Regions from separate parts of the Homo sapiens genome. Here region 2 is linked to region 1. A link is an interaction called in ENCODE POLR2A ChIA-PET data of the cell type or tissue named here. Cell type or tissue: PC-9. All regions are shown on one strand. Links, peaks and the distances in the headings refer to the core of each region. The heading gives the core; the rest is flanking DNA.

Region 1 (7,748 bases), core at 1,614-6,613:
CACAGGGAATGGAAATAATAATCGGCGAGTTGCCAGGCTGTGCCATTCATAACCAGAAAATGTACCATTACGCTCTCGCCACATGCCTGGGAAGAAGTATATAGATGTGATAAAACCCAAACTAGGAAGCCAGACAGTGTGGGTCCTCCAGAGCTAGACGACATACCTACCAATAGCCGGAGAGTCTAGCGCTGGCTTGCCCATCTCCCGACTCCCACTGGCCAGCCCTGCTAAGTATCTGATATTTATTTCTCTGTTGCCCAGAGAGAGAGAGAGAGAGAAGGAGAGATGGGAGGGTGATGAGGACATGAAGTAGACACTGATGGAGCACAATGGGGAGCAGTGTTCGGCCTTCTCAATCCCCTTTTATTGGGCTGCTTGAGTGTTTTGTAACAGAAGAACTGCAGAGTGACCAGTAGCACAGATGTAGCCTGCAGGTCTTGGCAGGAGGGGAGAACCATGTACAGAAGGCAGTTGTAACAAGGGCTACTGTTAGCAAGGGCTGCAGCCACGGCTGCAGGGCTGCCCATCACAGTCAATGCCTGGTGCAGTCTACAAACCACGTGCATATGTGATCTGGGGGTTATCCAGCCAATCAAACATTTTAGAGAGATGGTGCTTTAGGAATGAAAGGGGGTATCTAGATCATTTTTGCAAATGAGGAAGAGCTTACAGGCATTGAGGGACCTCGCCCTGGTCTCAGCTGCTGCGCCAAGGCTGGTGTCCCTGCCTCCTGATGTGGATCTGTGTGGTGCAACCTGGCATGGCAAACAGAGAGGGGAGGATGGCGCCATCTTGCCCTGGGTTTGGTCATCTAACCAGCTCTGCCACTGCTTATGTGGCCTTGGGTGAATTACTGAGTCTCTCTGAGCCTTGGTTGCTTTATTTATAAGTGACATTCGGAGGAGCAAATTAGTTAATATCTGTGAAACGCCTAACTCTCAAAAAGTATGGGAGACTCTTTTTTCTGGAGAGATGGGATCTTGCTATGTTTCCCAGGCTGGTCTCGAATTCCTGGCCTCAAACGATCCTCCTGCCTTGGCCTCCCCAAGCCCTGGGATTACAGGCATGAGCTACTGCATTAGGCAAGGAGACTTCTCTAGAATAAGAGATTTTGTCTTTGCATTTCCCCCTCTCCAACCTTGTTTACTTATATTACTGGAAGGCTCAACGATGCTAACTTTGGGGGGATATGATCCCATCGAGGTAGAAGAAGCCAGCTGGCTGTAGAAGTGGAGGTGCTACTGAAATAAATGGTGCATCCTCACTTATAATACTGAAATCAATTTTATAGACAGAAAGTAGTATACGTGGACAAATGTTAGCTCTGATATTTCACAAGTGTCACCTAGCCTTCCAGAAAGGGTTCTGCAGATAAAGTCATGACCCTAGCCATTCTTACCTTGTTGGGAACAGGGAAGATTTGTGAAGATGGCAGGTGGCAGGATGTAATAGAGTCTTCTAGCTGTGAAAAGGAATTAGGGTCTATCACTGGGAGCAGATGAGAGAGCCCAGGGCTCTACTACATCTGGGTCTCCAGCGAGTCCTGGAACATTAAGGTAGAGAAGGTCGGTGGGGGGAAGGGAAGGAAGAAAAGACAGATGACTTTGCCTTTGACCCAGTGGATTATATTACCAATTTCTAAGAATTTCTGAAATTCTTTAATTTTCAAAAAAGATCAGAAAAAGCTTTTATCTTGAAAATTCTAGAAAAGATGTAAGAATTACCAAGATTATCTCAATGAATGGCAATTGCATCCTTTTCTGAACAAAAAAGGCAACACTGTAATCACCCCATAATGTTCTTTGTCTACTTCCCATTTATTGCCATTAATTAGGAAGATTTTCAACTCCTATTTTTATTTATTATATTCCACCCAAGTCATTAATGCAACAAGTTAATGGCAGAAATAAGCCTAGATCCTGAATATACAGGATGCCTTTTAGGGAGTGTGTGTGTGTGTGTGTGTGTGTGTGTGTGTGAGTGTGTGTGTGAGTGTGTGTGTGTGTGTGTGAGTGTGTGAGTGTGTGTGTGAGAGTGTGTGAGAGTGTGTGTGAGCGTGTGTGTGAGTGTGTGTGTGTGTGTGTTTCTTTTCCATTGCATCAACCACTCAACCACCGTGAAAATATTGGGATAGTTTCCTTGTAGTTCGAGAAGTCAACGTGTCAATTTGCATAATGTTCATCGAAAAAATTTTAAGCACTTAATAACCTTCTAAATGTTAAATAAAGTCAGAACGAGAGATCATCTGTCTTCTGGAGACTGATTAAACAGGCACACACAGGCAGCAGAAGAAAAACATTAGGCAAATATGCAAACAGGGAGAGTATTTATAGAACATTATATCTGCATCCAAGACTAGGATATATTTTCAGTGAGCCCTAAGGGACAGCGTATGGCCATCTTTTGCCTAGACAGGGCGGAGTGTGTCTGTCATTTGATGGAGAAATTATAAGCTGGTATTTGTTTGTGGTTCCTTCCTTACTTTATTGTGGAAAATATGGCTTTTGTCATCCACAACAATTTAGTTCATTTGCCTTCCTGTTCCTAAAGTTGTAAATTAGTCGATAGAGATTTTGTGCCATGCAGAGATCTGCAACTTCCAACTGGGAAAGATATCCAAATACTCAGAGAATACGAGAATAGTATGCAAAAACACAGTGCTTTGTTTCTTGGTTTTTTTTGTTTGTTTGTTTTTTGAGACAAAGTCTCACCCTGTCACCCAGGCTGGAGTGCAGTGGTGCAATGTCAACTCACCACAACCTCCGCCTCCCAGGTTCAAGAAGTTATCCTGCCTTAGCCTCCCGAGTAGCTGGGATTACAGCCACGCACCACTACACCCAGCTAATTTTTTTGTATTTTTAGTAGAGACGGGGTTTCAGCATGTTGGCCAGGCTGGTCTTGAACTCCTGACCTCAGGTAATCCACCCGCCTCAGCCTCCCAAAGTGCTAGGATTACAGCCGTGAGCCAACGCACCTGGCAGAGCTTTGTTTCTTAAGCAGCTAGATCCTCCTTTGCTTCTTGCCAATGAAACTGACCACGCTCCTAGAGAACTGACAAAACTCAACTAAAAAATTCCATAAACTGGCTGGGTGCAGTGGCTTATGCCTGTAATCCCAGCACTTTGGGAGACCGAGGCGAGAGGATCACTTGAGGACAGAAGTTCGAGACCAGCCTGGCCAACAAGGCAAAACCCCGTCTCTACAAAAAATACAAAAATTAGCCAGGTGTGGTGGCATGCACCAGTAGTCCCGGCTACTTGGGAGACTGAGGTGGGAGGATTGCTTGAGCCCAGAAGGCAGAGGTTGCAGTGAGCCGTGATAGTGCCACTGCACTCCAGCCTGGGTGACAGAGCGAGTGTGTCTCAAAAAAAAAAAAAAAAACCAAAAAATTATACTGTGGCTTTTGGTTTTGTATTGGATGTAGATAAAAGTCAATACACCAGTGTTCATTTGTAGGAAAGATGGGGTGGAGGAACTCAAGTATCGTGGCTTGCCCTGCTGGCTGGGCAGTGAGGATGAAGAGGGCACATGGCATCTGTCCTGTGCCTTCCCAGCAGAACTTTCCTGAAGGAGCCTGTCCGTCCATCTGGTTTTGAAATGGCTGATTCTGGGTTTGGCTACTTACCAGTGTTCCCTAAATACTATTCCCCAAAGCAGCCTCACTGGGTAGGATTCCAGAGCTTACAAATGCTTTGCTGTTTCCCTTTGTGATTACTGGTCCCACCTGTGGTTTTCTCATTACTCCTCTTCCTCTTCCTCCTCCAAGGCTCAGACCTCATTGTCCCATGATGTGACTCACCATGCCTGCCTCGAGCTTCCTCTTTCTGCGTTGCTCGGAGTCAGCTGTTCTTCAGCTAATCTTTCCAATCAAATTTCTCCAATGCCTCGGTCCATACATTGTCTTCCCACATTCTTTTAGGGTGAGGTGCTGACTGCCATTGTCATAGTTTAGGGGCTCTCTTTCCTGAGTCATTATAAAATCATCACAGCTTATCCTTTGGCCAGCTTCCTATACCCCTGACCACATCCACAACCCCCACCTCAGCACCCTGCATTCTTCGTAGACCACAGTCCTTAGCATGGAAGAAAAAGCCCGTCACAATCTAGAGGCTTCTTATTTCTTAAACTTCTTTTCTTATGTTAACCATCACACACACACACACACACACACACACACACACACACACACACACACACCCTTGCCTCTCCCCAAGCACATTTGACCTCATCTGGACTTCAGCCTTTGCAATTGCTCCCTTCACATTGCCATTCCCCTCCCATCCCTTTCCTGCCTGGGACGCACCTACTCATTCTTTACTTGGAGCCTCCAGTGTTCCCTGCTCCTGTTCCTCCAAGCAGAAGCGAGTTCCTCTCCTCTATTCTCCAGAAGCATGCGTGCTGGAAGGCAGTCGCAGTTCGATCCTATGGACAGTGACGACCTGTTCACATGCCTCCCACCGTCGCTTTTTAGGGGTAGGACCGTATCTTCTTTGTCGTTGACAGCACAGCACCCAGCGTTATCCCTGGCATTTGGCAGGTGCTCAGAAATGTAACTGAGGAACTCATTGTCACGTTGTGATTTCTCCTTTTTTGACTTGTCTGCGCAGATCTCTAGGGACTGTTTCCTGCTCCAGCCCAGGGCCCCTACCTATGGTCAGCTCTTCTCTCTGCTAGGGAGCTCTGCTTTCTCTCTCTGCCTGTTTCTATGTCAAATGGGAAGAGAATAAGGATAGTGTGACAACTCTCTTTCTCTCTCTGTCTCTCTCTGGCCCATTCTTGCTCTGTCACTCAGATTGGAGTGCAGTGGTGCAATCATAGCTCACTGTAGCCTTGAACTCCTGGGCTCAAGTGATCCTCCCACCTCAGCCTCCCCAGTACCTGGAACTACAGGCATGCACCACCATGCCCAGCTAATTTTTTTTTTTTTTTTTTTTTAGAGATGGGGGTCTCACTAGATTGCCTTGGCTGGTCTTGAACTCTGACCTCAAGCGATCCTCCCACTTCAGCCTCTCAAAGCTCTGGGATTACAGGTGTGAACCACCACACCCAGCCCTCCTTTTTTTCGTATAAAAAATGCTACCCTGGCAAACCCCAGCTGGCAAATGGCAGAAGTATTTGAGTGCCACAAGTTCATTCATTAATTCATTCATGCACCCACCCATTCAATCATTCAACACATACCTATTGGTATGCCTTGAACATTCCAGGAATGTGGCAGTGAGAAAAACCAACCAAGTCTTGCCCCTGGGGAGCTTGCATTCGAAGAGGAAGGGGCAGACAATCCACATGATCCATAAGTAAGTGACAGAGGATGCTAGAAGCTGGTAATTACTACAAAGAAAAACAAAGCAGAGGAAGGGAAGTGTGCTAAGTTGCTCTTTTAAACACAGGGGTCTTGTAGACCTCGGGAAAGGTGATCATTGAGCAAAGACTGAAAGGATGTGAGGAGGTAAGCCAGGTGGGTGTCTGGACGTGGTGAGTATTCCAAGCAGAGGGCAGAATTCATCAAAGGCACTGAGGCAGAAGTGTGGCAGGGAACAAGAGAGGTTGCACCCAGGAGAGGTCCCAGAGCCATGTGGTGCAGGGTGAGGACTGGTGGGAGTCACATGGGCCTTTAAGGCTCTACCCTGGGGGGCTCTCCCCATTGTGGAGCTGGGGAGCCCCTGGTCCCACGGAGGCCATGCAGAAATGGTTTGGGTGCCGTGTGGGTGAGATTGCAAGGTGGGCAGAGTTGGAAGCACATTTGCAAGAATCCAGACAAATGATGACAATGATGATGATGACGGTGATGAAAAGTGTTCAGGTTCTGGATATTCTGAAGACAGAACCAACAGGATTTTCTGAGGGTTCAGTGTGGGATATGTGATAAAGAGAAGAGTCCAGAATTTGGGGCCAAAAGAGCACAAAATGGAGATGACGAGGCAGAGCTACCATTACCTGGGAGGGGAAGCTGTGATCTGGGGAAAAGTGAGATCAGGAATTCCGTCTGGGACTCGCTGAGCTTGGGATGTTTAACAAGGGACCAAGTGAGGTGTGGAGAGGGCAGTTTTGAGCATAATTCTCTACAAACCTGGGTCAGGGGACACCACAGTGGAGACACAGAGTTGAAGCTCACCCATGTACAAACGATGCTTAAAGCACAAAAGACTGCCAACTCCAGGGTTCAGAACTGAGTATGATGACATCTGGGAAAATGCATAAGCACCAAACTTCAAATAATAAGAATATAATGTATGAAAAACAGCCAAGCGTGGTGGCTCACACCTGTAATCCCAGCAACTTGGGAGGCTGAGGTAGGAGAATCGCTTGAGGCCAGGAGTTTGAGAGCAGCCTGGGTCAAATAGTGAGACCCATCTCAAGAAGAAGAAGAAGGAGGAGGAGGAGGAGGAGGAAGGGAGGAGGAGGAGGAAGAAGGGGAAGGAGGGGGAGGGGGAGGGGGGAGAAGGGAGAGGAGGAGGGAGAAGGGAGAAGGGAGGAAGAGGAGGAGCAGGAAAAGGAAGAGAAAGAAGAAGGAGGAGGAAGAGGAAGGAAAGAAAAGAATTCCTCATTGTGTGAAAAGTTCTGTTGAGATGTGCCATTGTACAAATTGAATCCTCAATGTCATGCTCCTGATGGTGTCTTTTTGATAACTTGGAAGAAATGTCTCTCTTTTATTTTATTTTATTTATTTGTGGGGAGATGGGGTATCACCCTGCTGCCCAGGATGGAGTACAATGGTGCCATCATGGCTCACTGCAGACTCAAACTCCTGGGCTCAAGTGATTCTCCCACCTCAGCCTCCTGAGTACCAGGGACTACAGGCCCATGTCTCCATGCCTGGCTACGTTTTTTAAAAGATTTTTTTTGTTTGTTTTTGAGAGATGGGGTCTTGCTGTGTTGCCTAGGCTGGTTTTGAACTCCAGGCCAAAGCACTGGGATTACCACCACACCCGGCTAATTTTTGTATTTTTTTTTAGAGATGGGGTCTCACTGTGTTGCCCAGGCTGGTCTCAAACTCTTGGCTTCAAGCAATCCTCCAGCCTTGGCCTCACAAAGTGCTAAATCTCATATTTAAATAGATTTATTAATATATCATTGACATACAATAAACTATGCTTATTTAAAATATACTGTTGGATATGTCTTGATATGTGACTATACCTGGGAAACCATCACCACAATCAGGAATTGTAACTCTGTACTTTTATACTTTTAGTCAATCATTTGTGTGATGCTCAGGACTAGACATGAGGAAGGATATAAAATGTCATCACTGTCCCTGCCTCATCTGTCTGTCCTGATTTAAAATTCTGGCTTTCCAATACTATTATCTAGTCACAGACTCATTTCCAGGTTCCTTCCTTCCTTCCTTCCTTCCTTCCTTCCCTCCCTCCCTCTCTCTTTCTCTCCTTCTCTCTTTCTCTCTCTCTCTCTCTTTCTTTTCTTTCTATGTTTTGTGATGGAGTCTCGCTGTGTCGCCCAGGCTGGAGTGCAGTAGCGTGATCTCGGCTCACTGCAACCTCCGCCTCCCGGGTTCAAGTGATTCTTCTGCCTCAGCCTCCCGAGTAGCTGGGATTACAGGTGCTCACCAGCATGCCTGGCTAATTTTTGTATTTTTAGTAGAGACAACGTTTTGCCATGTTAGCCAGGCTGGTTTCAAACTCCTAACCTCAGGTGATCTGCCCGCCTCGGCCTCCCAAAGTGCTGGGATTACAGGTGTGAGCCACCATGCCTGGCTTTATTTCCAGGTCTTTTCTGAAGGTTTT
Region 2 (7,748 bases), core at 1,111-6,110, 1.3 Mb before region 1:
GCAAGCGCTATAATAATTTGCTAAGACACTGATATGGTTTGGCTATGTCCCCAACCAAATCTCACCTTGAAGTGTAATAATCCCCATGTGTCAAGGGCAGGGCCAGGTGGAGATAATTGAATCATAGGGGGCGGTTTCCCCATACTGTTCTCATGGTAGTGAATAACTCTCACGAGATCTGATGCTTTTATAAAGGGGAGTTCCCCTGCCCAAGCTCTCTTGCCTGCCTTCATGTAAGACGTGACTTTGCTCCTCATTCGCCTTCAGCCATGAACGTGAGGCCTCCCCAGCCATGTGGATGTGAGTTCATTAAACCTTTTTCCTTTATAAATTATGCAGTCTCGGGTATGTCTTTATTAACAGTGTGAGAACAGACTGATACAGACACTTTTTGGGATAAGTCACATAACCTCTTCGAGGCTCAGATTCCTAAAATGAAAAATGAAAATGATAGTACTTACATCACAGAGGTGTTGTACAGATTAATATGAAATAATGTATAAGAAAGTCTCTATTTCAATACTTAATAGGTAATAAACGCACCTTGGCTCCTTCCTCCCCATCAACTACAGGGTAAATGTGCAATAAATACTTGCTAACCAAATAAACATTGCTTATCTGGAACATTATCCTCTTGAATTTTGTTGGCGATTTGTAAAAAGAAAGAAAATCAAGTCGGCATGCAAAGTAAAAGTAAACATGAAAAATTCAAAGGCTGGCAGGCTAGGAATTAATTTAAAATGCAATCATGCTTCATTGTATTTCAAAGAAAGCTAAATAACTACATTGAAGCCTCTAACACATTTTCCCTTGATAGACTGATTATCCATTGTTTCCCTCCCTCAGATAGAACCCTTGGAATAATTTGCCATTTCTTCCTGCAACTGGCTCAGCTACACTCTTGATTTTCGGTTTGGTTTTGATTTAGTTTTTTTCCTCCACTGGAAAGTCCCCAGGATAATCTGGATTTATTTCTCATCTGAAATAAAACACATTAACTGGCAGTATTCCCTTCGTACTCCCTTCCTTACGAATGGTTCAAAACACTGTCATTAAAATCCATTGCTCTCACCTGCATCTTTGACAACATAATCAATGGATGCTTCCACGGTAGAGTCAATGTAGTCACATTTGATTTCGAGACTCTTTATCAAATTAGCCCTGATTATATCACCTCCCAGTTCCATTTAGGGATCCTTTCCCTGCCAATTATGCAAAAAGACATTTGGTTTCCTTCTTTCTCCTGCAAGTTGTCATCAGAGGCGCCTGCGACTCTATCCAAGATCCAAGAATTCTTCCTTTAATTCAGAATTCATCTCACAGCCCACTTCCTCCAGAAAACTTGCACCAGCAATGGTGTGAAGTCCTATCTGTCCCACAAAACAAGACCATCTGAACACTTGGCCTTCAATAGTCTGAAAAACCAAGAGACAGCGATAAACCTTTTTCTCTGGAATGTAAACTCTTTCATGCTTGGTGTGATGCAAGAGTGTAGTAATTTTACACATCTACCATAGCCGGTACTAAAAATTCACTCCAGTCATAAATCTTCAATCTGCCACCCAGTGCCAAGCCCACACCCACCTTCAGTTCTGGAGTTTCCAATGGCTTATGGGACCTCCCCATACTCTAGGGCTTCTGGTTCCTCCAGAGTCAAGATGGTTAGGGAAGAGGGATTCATGAAAATGATATAACTGTTTTGTCTCTCTCTCTCTCTTTTTTTTTTTTTAAACAAGCTCTGACTCTTTCATCTAGGCTGGAGTGTAGTGACACATGGCTCACTGCAGCCTTAACCTCCTGGGTTGAAGCAATCCTCCTGCCTCAGCCTCCTGAGTAGCTGAAACTATAGCTGCATGCCACCATGCCCAACTAATATCTTAATTTTTTTTTGTAGAGCCAGAGTTTTGCCATGTTGCCCAGGCTGGTCTTGAACTCCTGGGCGCGAACAATCCACCTACCTCAGCCTCCTAAAGTGCTGGGATTACAGGCATGAGCTGCCATACCCAGCCACTTTTTTTTTTATTTAGAGACAGAGCCTTGCTCTGTCACCCCTCATCCCCCAGGCTGGAGTGCAGTGGCATGATCATGGTTCACTGCAGCCTTCAACTCCTGGCCTCAAGAGATCCTTCTGCCTTAGCCTCCCAAGTAGCTGGAACTACAGGCACATGCCACCATACCCACTAATTTTTTTTATTTTTTTTATTTTTTGTAGAGACAATGTCTTGCTATGTTGCCCTGGCTGGTCTTGAACTCCTAGCCTCCCGAAGTGCTAGGATTATAGGCATGAGCCACTGCACCTGACCAGTATAACTTGTTTTACTGAGTCAGTGCAGATGTAATCTTCGCTGTTATCCATGCCTTGCTGTATGGCAGGCATCCAAATATTGGTTCTCTGATGGAGCTTTTGCACAAGTCTTTGGATGGCCCAAAAGTTCCCTGGCTGAATGATGTGCTCTGACTTGTAATCTTTTCTGCAAGTCCCTACACCTGGTCATAGACTCTACACTTCTTCCTACTGGACTTCCTCCTGCCTTCTTGAGGAGGATACCAGCAAGACAACTCAAGCTCAGCCACCTTTCCTGGTCTCTGCTTGCCTCTTGGGACACTCACACAACTCTGATTGCTCCAGCAAGCCTTTCATTCCAAAATTACCCAGGCAAGAAGCAAGGACCAGTCTCTATTTGCTCATCTATTCCCAGGCTTCTGAAGAAATAGATCTGGCTTTCTCAGGAACTCTTTCACTGAGTTCTGCAACAACATGGGAGCTCGTGTGGACCCATGAGTTTCTGCATCTTAGCAAGTGTCTAGATCAGGACTAAGATGTCAGTCCTTTCCCTTCTCGCCAGCATCTTGAGTCTCTAAGGTTCTCTTGAAGCTCCACACATGTGGCTTCAAGGGAAGGAAAGGAGTAGCTCTCACCTTGAACCTGAGTGATTTTCTAATGCCTGGACTTCTATTATTGTAAGATGGGGAGAAGGAGAGGGGACTATTGGTCAATGAACTGCTCCTGCCAGCTCATAGGTGGTCCTTTAAATATGGGGATTTAGCACCTCTTATTCTCAGCTTTAGGGCTGCAGCCTCATTTTGGAGACAACATGAAATGTCCCATTGACATTCTGTTAAACAATGTTGTAATGAGTGTCCTTGCACGTCTATCTTTGTGAGCCTTTGAGAGTATGGCCAAAGGGTGACTTACTCATAGACGTTGCTAAATTGTTTTCCAGGAAGGTTGCACCAGTTTGCACTTCCAGAACACTGCAGGAGCACATCCATTTCCCGACATTCTCCCCAAGCCCAGCTAGACATTCCTCAACCTAGAGCTCTGGTTGGAAAGACCAACTCACTCGGTCAAAAGGCCAGATGAATGCACCATTCTAGACATTTAAAAGTGTCAAATACCAAGCTTTTCTGGCGACAGGGTGGAGGAAGGAGGGAGGATGGAAGAGAGAAGACAAGGAAAGGGAAAGGGAGGGAAGAGAAGAATTATTTTCAGAATCCATTGCCGGCTATTGTACTTTATCTCGAATTGCCTCATGGGGGCCAGGCCCGGTGGCTCACACCTGTAATCCCAGCACTTTGGGAGGCTGAGGTAGGCGGATCACTTGAGGTCACGAGTTCAAGAACAGGCTGGCCAATAAGATGAAACCCCATCTCTACTAAAAATACAAAAGCTGACATGGTGGTGGGCGCCTGTAATCCCGGCTGCTGGGGAGGCTGAGACAGAAGAATCACTTGAACCCGGGAGGCAGAGGCTGTAGTGAGCCGAGATCATGCCACTGCACTCTAGTCTGGGGGACAGAACGAGACTACATCTCAAAAAAAAAAAAAGAAAAGAAAATTGCTTTGAATTGTCTCGTGGCCAGGATGAGACGGAGGCAGGAGGTGAAGGTTTGTGCAGTTGGGCTCGTAGAAGTGAGCTCGTGCCGTGCTGTTAACTATGGTGAAACTGAGCCTCCTAATCTTTTTTTTTTTTTTTTTTTTTGACACAGAGTCTTGCTCTGTCACCCAGGCTGGAGTGCAGTGGTGCGATCTCGGCTCACTGCAAGCTCTGCCTCCTGGGTTCGCGCCATCTTCCTGCCTCAGCCTCCCAAATAGCTGGGACTACAGATGCACGCCACCACGCCCGGCTAATTTTTTGTATTTTTTTAGTAGAGACGGGGTTTCACCGTGTTAGCCAGGATGGTCTCGATTTCCTGACCTTGTGATCCTCCTGCCTCGGCCTCCCAAAGTGCTGGGATTACAGGCAAGAGCCACTGCGCCCGGCCAAGCCTCCTAATCTTACCTCCAGTGATGCTACTTAGCAGCAGAGGTGTTGCTGACACACCGGCAAGCAGCAGAGGGTTGTCTCTACACAACACTCTCATCCTACACAACACTGTTGTCCACCCAGAGAAAGGCCCTCTTTTTTTTTTTTTTTTTTTTTTCAGTTGAGAGAGAGTCTCTCTCACCGAGGCTGGAGTGCAGTGGTGTGATCTCTGCTCACTGCAACCTCCGCCTCCCAGGTTCAAGCGATTCTCCTGCCTCAGCCTCCCAAGTAGCTGGGATTACAGGCACCTGCCACCACACCTGGCTAATTTTTGTATTTTCAGTAGAGACGGGGTTTCACCATGTTGGCGAGGCTGCTCTCGAACTCCTGACCTCAGGTGATCTGCCCACCTCGGCTTCCCAAAGTGCTGGGATTACAGGCGTGAGCCACTGTGCCCAGCTGAAAGGCCCTCTTTGAACAGAATATGTGTCCAGAATTAGTCAACGTGGGATCTCTGACATCCTCCAAGACCCCCAGGGCATTGCCCTGACTCCATAACTGCTCATTCACAGTGTCGTGTGTCCTCATCCGCTGACCAGGTTCCGGTTCTCCAGAAGCACTTCTTCTCCAAACCAGCAGCAGCAGTATCTGTGAGGGAAATTTGTGTCTATCTTTTATTTTTCTTTCTGTTTTTTTCCCCCTTTTAAAACTCAAGTCACTCAAAGGGACTGTGACAACTCAGTATATTTGAACTTCTCCAGATAGTCAGACTAAACACTATGAAATTCACTGTGTATTCAAGATTAAGAGCCACTGGACTTGGGGGACACTTTTTCTGTCACTGCCTTTGTTAGCCAATGCCACTCCCGTAGATCCACAGGCCCCAGATAACAAACGTGGGGGCTGCAGACAGGACGTGGGGCTGGTGGAGACAGCGAGGTGCTGGCAGTCAGGATCCCAGGGTCTGGATCTGACTCCCCAAAGATGTGTCTGTTTTTATCTTAGGAAAGGGGCGTAACTCCCCGCAAGCTTAACAGCATAATTATATACAATTTAATTATTAAAGTAATAATATGAAATTATTTATCGTATTGTTACAGAATATATGTAACATACAATAATGTAATATATAATTTATATATAATTTTTTTTTGAGATGGAGTTTTGCTCTTGTCACCCAGGCTGGAGCACAATGGCATGATCTCGGCTCACTGTAACCTCTATCTCCCAGGTTCAAGCAATTCTTCTGCCTCAGCCTCCCAAGTAGCTGGGATTATGGACGCGTACTGCCATGCCCAGCTACTTTTTGTATTTTTAGTAGAGATGGGGTTTTGCCATGTTGGCCAGGCTAGCCTCGAACTCCTAAGCTCAGGTGATCCACCTGCCTCAGCCTCCCAAAGTGCTGGGATTACAGGTGTGAGCCACTGCGCCCAGCTATAATATAATAATTATATATACTGTACAAAATAATAATCTTATTGGCAAGGAGTTCTTAATAACATCAAAAAGAATATTTTCTTTCTTTTTTTAAAAAAAAAATTTTTTTTTTTTTGAGACAGAGTCTCACTCTGTCTCCCAGTCTGGAGTGCAGTGGCGCGATCTCGGCTCACTGCAACCTCCGCCTCCTTGGTTCAAGCAATTCTTCTGCCTTAGCCTCCCGAGTAGCTGGGATTACAGGCGTGCACGACCACAGCTGCTAATTTTTGAATTTTTGGTAGAGATGGGGTTTTACCATCTTGGCCAGGCTGGTCTTGAACTCCTCACCTCGTGATCCACCTGCCTCAGCCTCCCAAAGTGCTGGGATTACAGGTGTGAGCCACCGCACCTGGCCTCAAAAAGAACATTTTCTTAGAACACTTTAGACAGTAGTGAGCAAGGCCGAATGCAGTGGCTCATGCCTATAACCCCAGCACTTTGGGAGGCCAAGGCTGGAGGATTGCTTGAGGCCAGGAGTCTTTGACCAGCCTGGGCAACACAGCGAGACCCCATGCCTACAAAGAAATTTTTTTGTTTAATTAGCTGCTTACCTGTAGTCCTAGCTACTGGGAAGGCTAAGGTGGGAGGATGGCTTAAGCCCAGGAGTTCAAGGTTACAGTGAGCTATTATTACACCACTGCACTCCAGCCTGGGCAACAGAGCAAGAACCTATCTCAAAAAAAAAAAAAAAAGTACTGAGCAAAATAAGAGAAGCCTGTAGGCTTTAGGGATACACAGACCTGGGTTTCTATTTTGTTTAAGGCATTTGTTTAGTAAGTTTGGATAAATTATTTAACCTCTCTCGCGCTGTTTTCGCCTTGAAAAATGAGAAGAGTAAACTTTTCAGACCATTTAGGGATGAAAAATCAAGGTTTAAGGTTTCTGTTATGCAAGATGAGTAAGTGCTAAAGACCTGCTGTACAAGACTGTGCTTATAGTTAATAACACTGTAATGTGTATGCACTTTAAAATCTATTAAGATGCCAGGTGTGGTGGCTCATGCCTGTAATCCCAACACTTTGGGAGACCAAGATGGGAGGATTGCTTGAGCCCAGGAGTTTGAGACCAGCCTGGGCAACGTAGTAAGACCCCCATTTACAAAAAATTAAAAATAAAAAAATTAGCCAGGCATGGTGGTGCATGCCTGTAGTCCCAGCTACTGGGGAGTTGAGGTGGGAGGATCACTTGAGCCTGGGAGGTCAAGGCTGCAGTGGGCCGTAATCATGCCACTATGCTCTAGACTGTGCAGCAAGTGAGACGCTGTCTTAAAAAAAAATTAATTAAAATAATAAACAAGGCCAGGCACGGTGGCCCACACCTGTAATCCCAATATTTTGGGAAGCTGAGGCGGGCAGATCATTTGAGGTTAGGAATTCGAGACCAACCTGGCCAACATGGCGAAACCCTGTCTCCACTAAAAATACAAAAATTAGCTGGGCGTAGTGGTGTGCGCCTGTGATTCAGCTGCTTGGGAGGCTGAGGCAGGAGAATCGCTTGAAGCTGGGAGGGAGAGGTTGCAGTGAGTCGAAATCCTGCCACTGCACTCCAGCCTGAGCTACAGAGTGAGACTCTGTCTCAAAAATAATAATAATAATAATAATTAAATAATATATATTAAGAGGGAGAATTTTTAAAATAATATGTGTAAAACAGATGTCTAATATACCAGGGGACTTTATTAAACAGTAGTTATTATTGTTAAAAATGGAAAAACTAGATATAAAAATCACCTTTTTTTTGTTTGTTTCACTTACCTTTCAGTGAGAGCAATGCCAAGTTTAGCAAATAGTTCCAATTTTGCAAGGATTTTTTGCTGTGACCTGAGACCAGAGAACTGCCGCTTGTTCTAGATTTTGCGAGTGGCTGGTTTGGCTGTAGATCAGATGGAACTACCCTTCCCAAATTACAGTTTCCCTTCTTCTGGCTTTTTATTCCTGAAGCTTGGTTTCTAGGGAGAGCTTCCTGCTGGAACTTTGACCTTTAGGAAGCTGAACCTAGTGAAGTGTGGATTTGCAGCTCAGCACTC

What was found. Peaks named below come from ENCODE experiments on the same cell type or tissue, not always from the same donor. Only the 100,000 strongest peaks of a DNase experiment are listed, where the experiment ranks them.
Region 2: POLR2A ChIA-PET joins it to region 1 with 15 read pairs; 1 of 35 experiments calls an interaction of 5 or more read pairs at or near these places.

What each region holds. Positions count from the first base shown.
Region 1 is chr10:13,878,443-13,886,190 of GRCh38, reverse strand. The region is part of intron 2 of FRMD4A (FERM domain containing 4A); the gene reads left to right. Among named protein-coding and RNA genes, the nearest start is that of FRMD4A-AS2, 110 kb to the left of the region's middle. RefSeq lists enhancers at 2,624-3,513, 3,648-3,942, 3,514-4,404, 4,405-5,294. In PC-9, for the core only: no CTCF peak of the experiment used is centred there; a DNase peak (open chromatin) is centred at 3,850; H3K4me3 peaks cover 1,075 bases; H3K27ac peaks cover 3,159 bases.
Region 2 is chr10:15,176,415-15,184,162 of GRCh38, reverse strand. All of the region lies in intron 3 of LOC105376434 (a long non-coding RNA gene), which reads left to right. Among named protein-coding and RNA genes, the nearest start is that of NMT2, 12 kb to the right of the region's middle. In PC-9, for the core only: no CTCF peak of the experiment used is centred there; a DNase peak (open chromatin) is centred at 3,202.